Linked DNA regions of Homo sapiens: region 1 is linked to region 2. The links are chromatin contacts, found by Hi-C or POLR2A ChIA-PET in ENCODE. All regions are on one chromosome and are shown on one strand. The core of a region is the stretch at or near the end of the contact, and the rest is flanking DNA. Distances in the headings are between cores, read along the strand shown.

What was found. Hi-C counts contacts between places; a loop is a spot of excess contacts on that map. ChIA-PET counts read pairs that join two places held with the same protein, here RNA polymerase II (POLR2A). Pooled maps may share reads with other maps.
Region 1: a pooled map shows a loop between it and region 2 (2.1-fold over the local background). The contact joins the enhancer-like site here to the promoter of RXRB in region 2. A Hi-C loop is called at or near these places in 2 of 168 maps with a recorded cell type or tissue (CD4-positive, alpha-beta memory T cell and tibial artery), 1 of 37 single-sample maps with no recorded cell type and 14 of 50 pooled maps. POLR2A ChIA-PET finds 5 or more read pairs at or near these places in 5 of 52 experiments (Caco-2, HEK293, HEK293T and 2 more).

Annotation. Positions count from the first base shown.
Region 1 is chr6:32,884,884-32,892,218 of GRCh38, reverse strand. No RefSeq gene overlaps it. Among named protein-coding and RNA genes, the nearest start is that of PSMB9, 34 kb to the right of the region's middle. Within about 2 kb of position 5,363, at least 5 of the 41 ENCODE cell types and tissues checked have a DNase peak (open chromatin) inside an H3K27ac peak, as active enhancers do.
Region 2 is chr6:33,198,698-33,205,946 of GRCh38, reverse strand. It overlaps RXRB (retinoid X receptor beta), which reads left to right and starts at 5,282. Exons shown (of 10, transcript NM_021976.5): 1 at 5,282-5,705; 2 at 6,531-6,778. The coding sequence starts at 5,471. It overlaps SLC39A7 (solute carrier family 39 member 7), which reads right to left and starts at 5,080. Exons shown (of 7, transcript NM_006979.3): 1 at 4,291-5,080; 2 at 4,034-4,202; 3 at 3,822-3,875; 4 at 3,520-3,684; 5 at 3,247-3,387; 6 at 2,841-3,037; 7 at 1,510-2,406. The coding sequence starts at 4,701. The coding sequence ends at 2,134. It overlaps HSD17B8 (hydroxysteroid 17-beta dehydrogenase 8), which reads right to left and starts at 1,292. Exons shown (of 9, transcript NM_014234.5): 1 at 1,227-1,292; 2 at 828-1,045; 3 at 610-726; 4 at 408-500; 5 at 222-307; 6 at 35-119. The coding sequence starts at 1,278. It also overlaps the pseudogene RNY4P10. RefSeq lists enhancers at 1-579, 580-1,462, 4,048-4,549, 4,550-5,051, 5,052-5,553.

The DNA of each region.
Region 1 (7,335 bases), core at 4,114-6,613, 310 kb after region 2:
TCATAGATGATACAATTGTCTACAGAGAAAAATAATCTAAAACATAAGAATTAAGAGTTTGGCACAGTGGTTGGCTAAATATATAAACAAATCTATTGCATTTTCTATAAAAACAAAAAAGTAGAAATGTGATTAACTGGTTTATATAACAAACTTACAGTACAGTTGACCTTTGAACAACATGGGCTTGAACTGTGCAGGTCTACTTATATATGATTTTCTTCTGCCTTTGCCACCCTTGAGACAGCGAGACCAACCTCTCCTCCCCTTCCTCCTTCTTAGCATATTCACCATGAAGACATGAGGATGAAGACCTTTATGATGCTCCACTTCCACTTAATGAATAGTAAATATATTTTCTCTTCTTTATGATTTTTTAAATAACATTTTCTTTGCTTTTCTGAGACAAGGTCTTGCTCTGTTGCCCAGGCTAGAGTGCAGTGTTATCATGGCTCACTGTAGCTTCAACCTCCTGGGCTCAAGCGATTCTCCACCTCAGCCTCCCAAGTAGCTGGGACTACAGGTGCACGCCACCCTACCTGGCTAAATTTTTAATTTTTTGTAGAGATGGGGTCTCGCTATGTTGCTGAGGCTGGTCTCCAACTCCTTGTCTCAAGCACTTCTGCCTCAGCCTCCCAAACTGCTGGAATTACAGCCATGGGCCACCGCACCTGGCCAACATTTTCTTTTCTCTAGCTTACTTTACTGTAAGAGTACAGTATATAACACATAAAAATATAAAATATATGTTAAATAACTTTATGTTATTGGTAAGACTTCTGATCAACAGTAGGCTATTAGTAAAGTTTTGGAGGAGTCAAAAATTATGTGCAGATTTTTGACTGCACAGGTGGTCAGCGCTACTAACCCTCGCATTGTTGAAGGGTCCACTGTAATCAGGAATAAATTCTCAAAAAGGAAAGGCATGCAAGATCTTAGTGGGGAAAATTAAAATCATTAAAAGAAGTTGAAGAAGTACTGCACAGATGGAGAGATACATTCATGGTTAGGAAGCATCAATATCATTAAAATGCCAGTTTTCCCCAATGTGATCTATAGTTTCATGCTATTTCTAGAAAAATTTCAACAAAATGTTTTATAGAATTGGACACAATGATATTAAAATGAAACGAAGGAACACAAGTTCAAGAAGAGCCAAAATACCATTGAAAATAAAGAGGAAGTTGGGGAATTTCCTGACTACATGAGAAGATATTATATACACCACTGGATTTAAGACCATGTGCTATTATTGGTGAGAGAGGGAGTAGACAACTGGGCCAATAGAATAGAATGGAAAGAGTGTCAGGACCCCTTGTATGTGAAGAATGGTCATTAAAGACCAGTGGGTAAAGGATGTATAATTCAATAAGTTTGAATTTATGACACTGGATTAGTGGATATATATACATCATAATAAATTCCAGATGAACTAAGTACCGACGTATTGAAGGCAAAACTGTAAAACTTTTAAATGAAAATGTGAAAGAAATATTTGTATGACTTCAAGGTAGAAAAATATTTATTAAAAAGACACACATACACATTTTAAAAACAAAAATGTTAAGAGAAGATGAATAAATTTGACCACATTAAAATTAGAAACTTTAATCAAAACACACTCTAAAGGAAAAAAAGCCACAATCTAAACTTATTTATATCACACATAATTTACATAGGATCAATATCCAGAACATCTAAGAATAGCCCCATAGGAAAATGATCAAAAGATGTGAAAGGGCAGTTCACAAAAAGGGATATATAAAAGACCAATAAACGTACAAAAGTTAAGCTCACAATAGTTATCAGAGAATTGTGAATTAGAACAGTCCTTGAAATAACATTTTAAAATCACTAAATAGACAAACATTGAAAAGTCTAACATTATCAAAAATCAATGAGGATGTAGGGTGAGGGGAACTCATACTCTGATGGTGGACTTCAAACTGAAATAATCTACTTGGAAAAAAATTGGCATTTTGTAGAGTTGAAGCTGAGAATATCCTAAAGCATAGCAGCTCTACCCTTAAATATATATGCACCTTAGGGAAATTATTGAATAAGGCACCAAGAGCAATGTGCAGGAAAAGTCATGAGAGCATTCTTTGTAATTGCAAAAAGCTGGAAACAACCCAGTGTCCATTTGCAGGTAAACTGATACACAAATTTTGGCATAATCATAATGTGGAATTCTATGCAACATCAAGATCAGTGGAATACAGATAAAATAATAAACTTGCATAATTCTTAAAATCATATTGTTGAATGAAGAAAACAACAGAAAACTACATTTTGATATTAATTATGATGTTAATTTGTTGTCAGACAAAGACAATATTTACTATGATGAAAAGCAAGATAATGATCAACTCCAAATTTGGAATAATAGTTGCATTTTGCAGAGAGGAAGGGAGATTCTAAGGGAAGACAAATACAGGAAACTTTAATGTTAAGGGTAACGTTCCATTCCTTCATGTGACTGGTGGGAAAAAATGGATGCTTAAAATTCTTGTAGATATGCATCACATGCATTACTTATTTGTAGAAAAATATTTCAAAAACTGGATCATAAGAAAAAAGGAAAAAGATGTATAAGAAATCATTTGCATAGAGACAGAAGTAACAAAGGCAATTTGATGAAATTTATTGAGACAGAAGACTAAAAAATGAAAAAACATGGTAAATATAAAAATATGATGGCAGAAGTAATCCAGATATATATGCATTTGTAATGTCCATTTATATCATTGCATTAAATCTAAATTTTTCTGCTCAGTAAAGATGGTCTGTGTGTGTGTGTGTGTGTATTTGCTATTCAAAAAGTGCTGGTGGCAATGGCTTATACCTGTAATCCCAGCACTTTGGGAGGCCAAGGAGGGAGGATCACTTGAGCCCAGGAGTTTGAGATCAGCCTGGGTAACATAGCGAGACCCTATCTCTACAAAAATAAAAAAATTAGCCAGGCGTGGTTGTGCATGCCTGTAGTCCCAGCTACTGAGGAAACTGAGGTGCAAGGATCGCTTGAGCCTGGAAGGTTGAGGTTGCAGTGAGCCGTAGTCGCACCCCTGCACTCCAGCCTGAGCGGCAGACTGAGACCCTGTCTCAAAATAAAAACAAAAACAAACAAAAAGCACCTAAAACAAAATGACACCGAGTGATTAAACCAATGGACAATGATAAACTCAGGCAAATGCTAACAAAAATTAATTATGGATAGAAATACTGTCTTACTCCATTTTGTGCTGCTATAATAGAATATCCAAGACTGGATAATTTTTAAAGAACAGAGATTGACTTATTACAGTCCTAGAGGCTAGGAAATCCAAGGTTGAGAGGCCTGCATCTTGCAAAAATCTTCTGGCTGCCTCATACTGTGGTGGAAGGCAAAAGGGATAAAAAGAGAGCTGAGAGAGAGAAAGAGAAAGAGAGAGCGCCCAAGTGCAACAGGTTGAATTCACAGGCTTTTAGCCTTTTTGTAATTGGCATTAATTCATTTATGAGGATGGAGTCGTCATGACCTAAACACCTCTCATCATTAAGCCTCACCTACTAACACTGTTGCATTGAATATTACATTTCCAACATATGCTTTTTGGGGACACATTCAAACCATTACAAATACTAATATTGAACAAAGTAGAATAAATGATGAAGAAATTTTTCAGTGTCAAAGAAGGATACTTTATTATGCTAAAATGTACAATTCACCAACTACCCATAAGTTATAAGCCTTCATATCCTAAACAAGTCTTTGAAAGTTAGGGAAAAAAATGTGCTTTGTTAGGAAAGATAAATTGACACATTTAAGAGCTTTTAGCATACTTTTAAACTAAACTGTCATATCCAATTGTAAAATAATGTGAATGTAAGATATTTTGCTAAAGCAAATAATGATCTTATCAAATATTTATAAAATTGTGTACTCAACAAATAGTGAATGCATATTTTCCCAAACATAATGCATTAAACCACAAAGTAAAATTAAATAGAAATTAGAAACTACACGGGCTATATTCTCTCACCGGTATAAAACACATACATAGAAAAACAAAACAAAACTAAAATAAAACAAAACAAAACCTCACCAAAACAGTACTAACAAGAAAGCCTCCACTTGGAAACTTAAAAACATCTCACTAATTTTTGGGTTGAAAAGGAAATCAAAATTGCAATTCAAAGGAGTTATGTTTTTGCTAGGAATATGGAGGGAATTCAGTTCAGAATTCATTTCTCTATATAGTACAGCAAAGAGAATGAAAAAGAAAACCACACAAGAACCTCATTTTTAGTGAAACTAGGAAACAAAAAGTATGGTTACATCCCAAATTGCATGTCATTTGTGCTTAAAGCAACGGAGAGCAGAACTGGGCATAAGAAGCCAAAATGTTGCTGTGGCAACAGATGAAAGCGTGGAGGGAACTAGTGGTGCGGGATCTCGGAAAGGGCCCGAAAATATTCTCTCTCTAAGAGTAGAAGCCAGCCTAGGTTGGAGCTGTTGGCAGTTGGCCTGAGCTACAGTGAGGCCCAGATGCTGGGGAAGGCAGAAGAAGGCCCACATATTGGGGGAGCAGACTTTGTTTTGGAGGTTCCAAGGTGGCAGATAACAAAGGTTCCCTCTGGAATGCAGGGGGTCCTAACACCGTGGTAGAATCCTTGCTGAAATAGATTAAATTCCCCAAGTTGGAAAAAACATGGATGCAGCGTATTTTAAGATAAAGTTTACGTGTTAGTAATAAAGGATTGGTCCTTCGGTTGTAAAACCTGGGAGGTTACTATTGCCCATGTCTTCTCTCACCAACCCATCATCCCACCCCCATCCAATAGGAGTCTTCCACTAATATCTGGTCCAGGAATGCTCAATTTATTCAGAATAAGTAGGAAAAGAAATGGCACAGTTCCACATAAATATGCCATGAGAAAAAAATGTTTACAGAAAGCAGCAAGATTTCCCTCCAGAAGTAATGAAGCAACCTCAGCCATGAAGATCATGGAGCCAAAAGGATGACCTTCAGCAGAAGCAGTTACGAGCCAAAGAGGTCCAAGGGCACTGAGGGAGGAGCCAAGTGGTAAGGGCCACCTCTGGCTGGGATCCAGGGTGCCCAAGTGGGAAAATGAGCAAGCCAGAGAGTGCTTGGTCTAGGGATTAAGAAAAGCACACAGTAATAGGTTGGACACTAAATTTGAAAATGAACAGTGAGAAAAATGCTGTGGGGACCAGGATTGAAATGAAGTAACAGAACAATTAAAATTACATGATCCAGGGACAGAGACTTGAACTCATAAACAGGCCTGTGTTGCCCATTAGTCACAAGGGGAGCAGTGAGCCATTGTTAAAATGCCAAGGATTCCCAATGCAGTTTACTTGGAACTTTGCCCAGCGATGAAGGAGTCTGACTTGTCTTTTCTGTAATAGTTAGAATCAAAGAAAAATAAAGCACAGCTGGTGGGAGGGTGAGAAGCAAGCATCATGAACCACGGTCTAATTCAAGGATCAAACTGCTGTCCAGTTCTGGCAGATTTTGGATTGCAAGGGGAATAAAGCTGAGAGGCCATATTGGCACCTAGGCACAGTGAGGTGAGTCTGGCCACGCATTTAAGAAGCCCCTGCAAAATGATACAGGTGGTTACTAAAAACCACCTCTGGCCTCTGGAAAAAAAGAAATAGCATCTCCCGGATAAGAATATCTGGGTCTCACACCTATTGACCAGGTCGAGATAGGGTTCAGTTGGGGATGGGATATAATAAAAGGCATGGGTAAAGAAACTGGGCAGAGGCATAGTGCCTGCATGTTGGAGATTAAGGAGGGAATTCGGAACTCATTTTTCTATATATATTACAACAAAGGTTAAGTTTGGAGGTTAAGTAAGGATGCTGCAGCTCACTCATGGTTGCTTTTCCTTCAGAGTACTCATGCCTCGGCTTACCCAGGGGGACTCAAGGAGAGGAATGTGTGTGCGCATATCTATCTATCTATCTATCTATCTATCTATCTATCTATCTATCTATCCATCCATCCACCTTCTAATCTACCTAAATCAATCACTGTGTGTATCTATTCCAACCACAATGGACTCCTATCATTCAATTTCATTTAGTGGTACATCTCAGCCCAGTTTACAGAAAAGCTGTAAAGGGCTGTAAAAGGCTGTATGAGAACATAATCTGAAAAGCGTTGCTCAAAAGAGCATATTATATATTATTGGGCATTTATGAAGAAATTAGATCTCACACTGAGCTAGTTAATAAAGATTTATAATTACAAATGGGCTGCAGCATGTGATTCTGAACTTGACTATTTCCTTTTGCCCTTCAGTTTCAGACTATGATATGGATTATGATTCTCTACCACCCCCTAGTGGAAATTCATTCATTTCTTTTTAAGTCCTGCTTCTTCTAATCATTTAGTCTAAATGATTAGACTAAATGAGAAAATTACATAGTAAATATCTGGATTCACTCTTGTTATAAAAGGTTCAAACCGGCCGGGTGCAGTGGCTCACACCTGTAATCCCAGCACTTTGGGAGGCCAAGGCGGGCGGATCACAAGGTCAGGAGATTGAGACCATCCTGGTTAACACAGTGAAACCCCCGTCTCTACTAAAAACACAAAAAATTAGCCTTGCGTGGTGGCGGGCGCCTGTAGTCCCAGCTACTCGGGAGGCTGAGGCAGGAGAATGGCGTGAACCCAGGAGGCGGAGCTTGCAGTGAGCCAAGATTGTGCCACTGCACTCCAGCCTGGGCTACAGAGCAAGACTCCGTCTATAAAAAAAAAACAACAAGTTCAAACCATACAGAAGGGTACGGAGTAAAAGGTCTCCTTTGTTTCTCCCTCCTCCCCATTCCATTCTAGGTCCCAAAGGTAACTGTGTGTAGTTTGTGTTATACTAGGATATTTCCTGTGCTTTTACACATTCCAGGTATATGGCAGGAAAAATCCTGAGACATCAACTGAGGATTATTTTCCTCAGGCATCTTTCTACAACAGAGGCAGATAACGCATTTCCCCTCATGCCATGGGAGACAGACCACAGCAAAACAGCAATGACCAAAAGATTAAGATTTTTCATTTAAAATTTTACATTTGAAAACCATGGTAGGCCAGGTGTGATGGTCACATGCCTTTAACCATTTAGGAGGCTAAGGCAGGAAGATTGCTTGAGCCCAGGAGTTCAAGACCAGCCCGGACAACATGACGAGACTCAGTTTCTACAAAAAAAAAAAAAAAAAAAAAAAAGAAAAGTAAAGAAAAAAAAATTAGCTGGGCATGGTGGCGCTCACTTGTGGTTTCAGCTACTCAGGAGGCTGAAGCAGGAGGATTGCTTGGGCACAGGAGG
Region 2 (7,249 bases), core at 4,033-6,532:
TGAATGATTCTGCCCTCCACCCACAGCCTCCTACCTTGTCCACCACTTTCTGTGGCACTTTCTGTGTCATGGGTGTTGCAATGAACCCTGGGAGGACAGAGTTACAGCGGATCCCATGTCTGTGGGAAGGAGAGTGGCTGCCGATTCTGGAGAGGGCTGAATGCTGGTACCTCCCTCAGACCCCCCAGGTGCTCCCCAGCACCCTCAAGCATCTGACCAACCGTCCAAGCTCCCGGGCTGCGGTCTGGGTCAGCCCAATCACTCCAGCCTTGGATGCTGCATAGTTTGTCTGCCCCACGTTCCCCACCTATAGGTGAGTCAGAGATGTGGAATGAGTCAGGAGTCTCAAGGAGGGGTTCTCCTCTCTATACCACTTGGCTGGCTGACCTCGTCCAACTCAACCTGACCTTTCCTACGATGCTACTGATGTTGATGATGGAACCACGACAACCATTGGACACCAGGGCTTGTGCTGCAGCCTGAGTGACTAGGAAGGTGCCCTGGCGGGAAAGGGTAACAAGGGAGAAAAGATCAGCTGGGGTGACAGCCCTCCTCCAACTCCCTCCCCAGGCTAAGGGGGCCAAACGTCGCAGGTTCAGAGATCGCCACCTTGAGGTTGACAGCTATGACTTTGTCCCAGTCATCCTCAGACATGTGCAGCAGAAACTCATCCTGGGTGATGCCCGCACAGGACACAACGACAGATGGTGGGCGAGAAAAGCAGGCCTATGGGAGGGGGAGGTTACGCATCAAAAACCCCCCACAAAAAGCCGGGGCAGTGGAGGCAATATCAGAGCTTTAGAGGGGGAAAGTGGCCTAGCGTTCACCTGCACTTGTTCCAGCAGGCACCTGGCGGCCCTGGCCTCAGACACGTCAGCCTGGAAGGCAGCATGGTTCCCTCGGGGCGGCCCCTCCTTGCTCCCTGGCCCGCCCAGCAGCCGCACCGTCTCCTGTGCCGCTGCCCGGTCCAGGTCGCAGGCAGCTACGGTGGCCCCCTCTCCGGCCAGGCGTACACTGACCGCTCGGCCGATGCCGCTCCCCGCACCTGAGGTAGGACAGAACACGCCGGACCGGGCACGGGGAGGAGAGGGCAGGGATCAGAGGTCACAGGGCAGAAAGTAAAATGTGGGTAAGGGGCCAGAGGTCACAGCGGCCGCGCACTCCAAGGGCACGCCCCTGACCTCACTCCAATACCCCAAACCGCCCGGGGAAAGAACCCCCTCAACCTGTGACCAAGGCCAGTGCGGAGCGGAGTCGGTTCTGGAGCTGAGACGCCATGGCGGGCTGTGGGTGGGTGGGAATCCCAGCACTAAGCCAATCCCAGCGCAGAGGGGCGTGGCAAGGGCAAAGCCGGGGCCAATCAAAGGCCCGCCAGCCTTAGGCCATCTGCGGCCACCAGCGCAGGCCGACCTCCCACCGAGGGGGCGTGGCCCGACACTGCTGCTTAGGGGCCCCGGGTGTGGAGAAGACAAGGGGCCCCATTCCCCCCAAAAAGACAAAGACTGCATGTGGGGCGGAAGATCGGAGGTCTTTATTTCCGGTTACCACCCCTCCCCCTCGATTCAAACACAGTGATATAAAAGGAATAGAAACAAAAAAAATCAGGCCATGAGAATACCAACTAACCCTCTCCCACCCCATCCCCCCAATCACTCCCAAATCAGGACACACGATTGATGTTTGATGTTTATCCCCGACTCCTCCTGTTACCCTCTCTGTCCAGGACTCTGGTCTTCCCTGAAGCCTCCACCAACTGGTGGGAGAAAGGAAACTGGACCTTGGAGAACTTCCTGTGTAGCAACTTGGTTCTCCGAGAACAGGTGGGGTAGGGGACACCAGGTAGGCTGCCATCACCCCCTGTCCCTTCCAGCCTTCTTCATGGCCCCATTTAGCCTTCCAAATGCAACATGGTCAGACAGTGCCCAACACTATGGTCCCTCTGGCCTCTCATTCTCACCGCTCCAGCCTCTGTAAGACTGCCAGCCCTTGAAGGCCCTAATGCCAAAGTAACCATTCTCCCAGGCTACAGTTCCTTCCTTTGGCAGATGTCCCTGGCCAGGGCCCCCAACCTCTACGCACCCCTGACCTGGAGTTAGGGGTAGAGGTTTGGGGCAGGGGTAGTTTATCCACCCCTCACTCAAGGTGGGCAATCAGCACCATCATGATAACTCCCCCCAGCAGCCCCAGCACCTCCAGAAGTGATTGCAATGGTGATGCCTCCCTCAGCAGCTCGGGCAACACAGACACTGTTGCTACGTAGATAAAGCCACCTGCAGTAAATGGCAGGACCCAGCCAGGACCTGCACCACCTGCAATTTCACTGCCCACTGCTCCTCCTTCAGTGAGAAGGGCACAGGCTGTGCCTGCCAGTGCCCCTACTGCTGTCAGTAGTTGCAGACGCATCGCCTGATGGGCAGAAAAGAGAAAAAGGCACTCACCAATAGCTAAAGATTATCAGTGGTTTAGAAGTGGCTGGTGGGGTATAGGTATAGGGGACATGGATTTGGAAACTAAACATCAAAATAAAAAGAGAAGAGGGAGCAGTCTAGAATAGACAATTTCTGAAAAATCTTAAGAGATCAGAGGTCCTTTCCACAGACTTTCTGATTGAGTAGGCGTGTGTGTGTAAGACTCCACTAAACCATTCAGATGGTTTATAGACCAGTTTAAGAAATACTGAGCTAAAGGACAAAGTAACCAGAACTTCTTCCCCCTCATTTCTAGAGGACTTGTCAATGACAGTATGAATTGTTTGGAACTAATAAGAGGCTGTTTGGGTTTAGGGTGAGTGAGGAGAGATAAAGGGTTTGAGGCAGCTGTGTTTGGCAGACATCACCAACCTGCTTTTTGCTGCAGCCAGACTGGACCAAGATGGCAAAGTCTCCGACCTCGTGGGGCACTTCATGTAGCAGGACAGTCATTGTGGTCAGGATCCCTAGTCCCCGGCCCCCTCGAAAGGAAGCCCCAATGGCCAGACCATCAGTGAAGTTGTGTGCCAAGTCAGCAGCCAGATTCAGGTACCCCGACACACGCAGGTCTTGTACAGGACAAGAAGAGAAAATGATCAGAGGCTTCCATCACCACTTGTTCCAGTCTTGGTCAGCTATTCTCACACCTCCCCTCAGAGACCACTTTACACCCAGTCCTTTAGTGTTTCTCAGATACCTGCCATTACCCACAGCACATATTCCATGTGATTTGTGATGATGTCCCTTGCCCAAATTTATCACCAACTCTGGCCCTTACCTAAGCCTCTTTTTTCTTCTTCAGCGTTCTGAGGTCTCACTGGCCCATCTTTGGGTACTGTGCTCCCTCCTCGCCTCTTCTGAACCCCTCTTGTTTCCTTTTCTTCTTCCTCTGAGCTCTGCTTCTCCTTGGTAGAACGCTCTGAGGGAAGAAAAGAGTTGGTCAGAGTGGAGAACAGATCTTCCAACATGTCCTCTCCCTCCTGAGGGCCATAAGATGAGGAGATTCTGAGGCAGGCAAGTCAGCTTTCAGGAAAGTTGTTCCTGGGCTCACCTTGTCTTCCATGTCCATGACTTCCACGTGTATGACTGTGAGCGTGTCCATGTCCATGACTGTGACCATGTCCTCCTTTCACATGTCTCACAAATTTCTCCACGACAAGAAAGGCAACAATTCCACTGAGAACCCACAGTCCCACAGACAGAATGGGGCCCTGGCCTGGGAATGGAGGCATTGAGACATTAAGGGAGATGTGCATTCCAGACTCCTCCTCCTCAAGTGCGGGAGGTGAGGAATAGGGAGAGACGGACCTTCCCCAGCACCCCAACTCCCATCCCCATCTGTCTCTTCCTCACCACTGTGGGAGTGTCCATGTCCGGGTTGCTCCAGAGTGTGGTGAGAATGAGGTTCTGGAAGAAGGGGGGAAAACCAGATGAGGGAATATCTGACACAATGAGTGTGTATTTGGGGGAATATCGAAAGGTCAGGGATCATAAAGGAGAAAGAACCCTTTTCCTCCAAAGAACGAAATAGGTTAGATTTGAGGTAGAAGTCAGAGGTTACTTACCAAGAGCATGAGGAATGAGGTGCAGGAAAGCATCTCCCAGGAGCCCACCGGAAGCAAAACTGAGCAAGATCTGAAGTAGAGAGCGATGCCGGGGAGAGTTCGACTCCACGGGGATAAGGAAGAGGACAAAAAATGGAGCTGCTGAGATCAGCACTGTGGCCCCCAGTGCCTGGTGAGGGAGAGTCAAGGTCAAGTACTGTGGAGTTTCCCAACAATCCAGAACCAGCCCTTCTCTCTCCCATCCCCTGGAGACTCACATAAGCCCAGAGAGTGACAGCATCCAGGTCCTGCTTGATGCCTGGAGCCCCAGACTCCCCATAGCCTCCATGGCTATGCTCATGGTCATGTCCATGTCCTCTGTGGTAGAGGCTCTCATGGGAGTAGCCATGGCTATGGCCATGGTGTAAATCCTCATGTGAATGTCCATGGTCGTGATCGTGGGTATGTCCATGCCAGATGCTCTCGTGAGTGTGGCCATGGCCATGGGCATGGCTGTGGCCATGGTGGAAATCTTCATGTGAGTGCCTGTGGCTGTGGCCATGGAAGTCCTCTTGCAGATCGTCGTGCAGGTCGTCATGACCCCCGAGTCCAGCCACCAGAAGCCCCAAGGTCGCCCAGGTCAGCAGTCCCACGGCCACCCAGTGGGGGGCCCCCAGGCCTCTGGCCATCACGCTGACCAGAGGGACAGAGGCAGTGACTCCACTTGACTCAACTCTATACCTACACAGGGTCCGCTTTACTCCAATCGCGCCCTCCGTCCACCTCTATGGGCCGCTCTCCCATTCCCTTAAGTTCCCACCTACATTGTTCCCAAGACTAGTTCTCTTTATCCCGAACCACCTCCCGGATGTAGGGCCCTGGGACACTAATCTTTCACCAGCCACTTTACAGACTCTCTGGGCCCTCGTCTCTACGACTCATTAGGTGAGGAAAAGGCCTGGAAAGGATGGTAGAGAAAAAACAGAGAATTCTCACCGGCTCCGGGATCCTCTCCTTTCCCGGTTTGCTTGGACGTGGCAGTCCCGCCTTTAGATCCCGCGAGAACAGGAAGTTCCGTTCCACCTTCGCCCTAATGCCTTTACCAATATGGCGGCACTCCGGTAGCGACGAATCCATCCTGCACTGACACGCATGCGCGAGTGTGGAGGTGATTTGAGGGGAGGGTGGGCGAGGCGGGCTAACAGGCCGGAGGAGACCGCCTCCTCGGTTTCCAACTAGACGAGGGGGCGGGAACTCGCGCCGAGACTTCCCGTCTGTACAAAGATGGCTGCCACATTGGCGCTGTCATTTTGGTACTGAGCAGAGCGACGGGCTTAATTCGACCCAATCCAGGCCAGAGTCTTTCTCTCAGGGGCTTCCTCGTGCTCAGCTAATCCTCCGATCAATCCTTGGGAATCCCTGGGACCTCTTCGGTATCCCTACTCTCAGCCAGGGATCATGTCTTGGGCCGCTCGCCCGCCCTTCCTCCCTCAGCGGCATGCCGCAGGGCAGTGTGGGCCGGTGGGGGTGCGAAAAGAAATGCATTGTGGGGTCGCGTCCCGGTGGCGGCGGCGACGGCCCTGGCTGGATCCCGCAGCGGCGGCGGCGGCGGCGGTGGCAGGCGGAGAACAACAAACCCCGGAGCCGGAGCCAGGGGAGGCTGGACGGGACGGGATGGGCGACAGCGGGCGGGGTGAGTGCCCCAGCAGAAGGGCAGGCGAGCCAGTGACCGCTTTATCTGCGACCCCTCCCCCACACCCTCCCCCGGTGCTCTTTTCCTTGCGCTCCCGCCCCCTTGTTTGTAAACACGCGTCCCCTCCCTCCCGAGGGCCTTAGCACCCTCCCCCCCGGGGCGGGGCGGGGAAGGGGAGCTTCCGCCCTCCTAGCTGTGACCGCTTGAGGCCTTGGGCACCGGAGGTCGCGGGCCTGGGAAGGGCACGATTCCTCTTAAACCTCAGGACTTTGGGCGTTTACAGGCAGATCCTGCGTCTTAGGAGGGGTCTCTCCTGCCTGTCTCTTTCCCTTGCACGCTCTGGCTACCTGGCTTTACGCTGGGAATAGAGGGGCTCGATGGTCTACCCCACGTGCTGCCCCACCCACGAGACAGGTGTGGCTTTGGGATGACCTGGTATTCATTCAAATGGATTGGTTGGAAAATTTTCCTCACCTGAACTATCCTCCTCTCCTTGTCAACTCCCTCCTCTCACCACAATGAGGAGTTACGCTGTTTTTGGGTTTTTTTAGCCAGTCAAATATAGCAGTGGGAGGTTGTATACCAATTTTAGTGACACAAATGTTAATAAGTTCTGATAACCCACTACCATCGGACCAGCCGGAGTTACACTGTTGTTTGACAGCAGGGTGTCTCTGAACTTGGGGATGGGTGGAGTGGGCTGGGTCCGGCACGGTGGGGTATTAGAGAATTAAAGTCTCTAGTTGGATGTTTGAAGACTCATTTTCTTTTTTTGTCTCTTCTGTCTCTTGTGTGTCTGTGTGCCTGTACATACCCCTCCCTCAGACTCCCGAAGCCCAGACAGCTCCTCCCCAAATCCCCTTCCCCAGGGAGTCCCTCCCCCTTCTCCTCCTGGGCCACCCCTACCCCCTTCAACAGCTCCATCCCTTGGAGGCTCTGGGGCCCCACCCCCACCCCCGATGCCACCACCCCCACTGGGCTCTCCCTTTCCAGTCATCAGTTCTTCCATGGGGTCCCCTGGTCTGCCCCCTCCAGCTCCCCCAGGATTCTCCGGGCCTGTCAGCAGCCCCCAGGTGAGAGGTTGTGACCAACTTACTGCCTGGCCACTTTCATTTTCTTGTTTTCCTTGTAACCCCAGATCCTTGTGTGAACTTCCCCATGGCCCATTGACCTTCCAATCCTCTAACCTTGTCAGGCCTGTGGTCTTTATGAGACCCCTTGCCTTTCCTGAGGTGACTGATCTTTCAGTGCATGCTTCCTCCCCTAAAAGAACTCTAATATTCTTTGTTTTTGTGTGTGTGTGTGTGTTTTTTTTTTTTTTTTTTTTTGAGATGGAGTCTTGCTCTGTTGCCCAGGCTGGAGTGCAGTGGCACAATCTCAGCTCACTGCAACCTCTGCCTCCTGGGTTCAAGCAATTCTCCTGCCTCAGCCTCCTGAGTAGCTGGGATTACAGGTGCCTACCACCACGCCCGGCTAATTCTGATATTCTTGATGTCCTTTTCATCTATCTGATTTTCTGCCCTTTTGATCCCATCTGCTTTCCC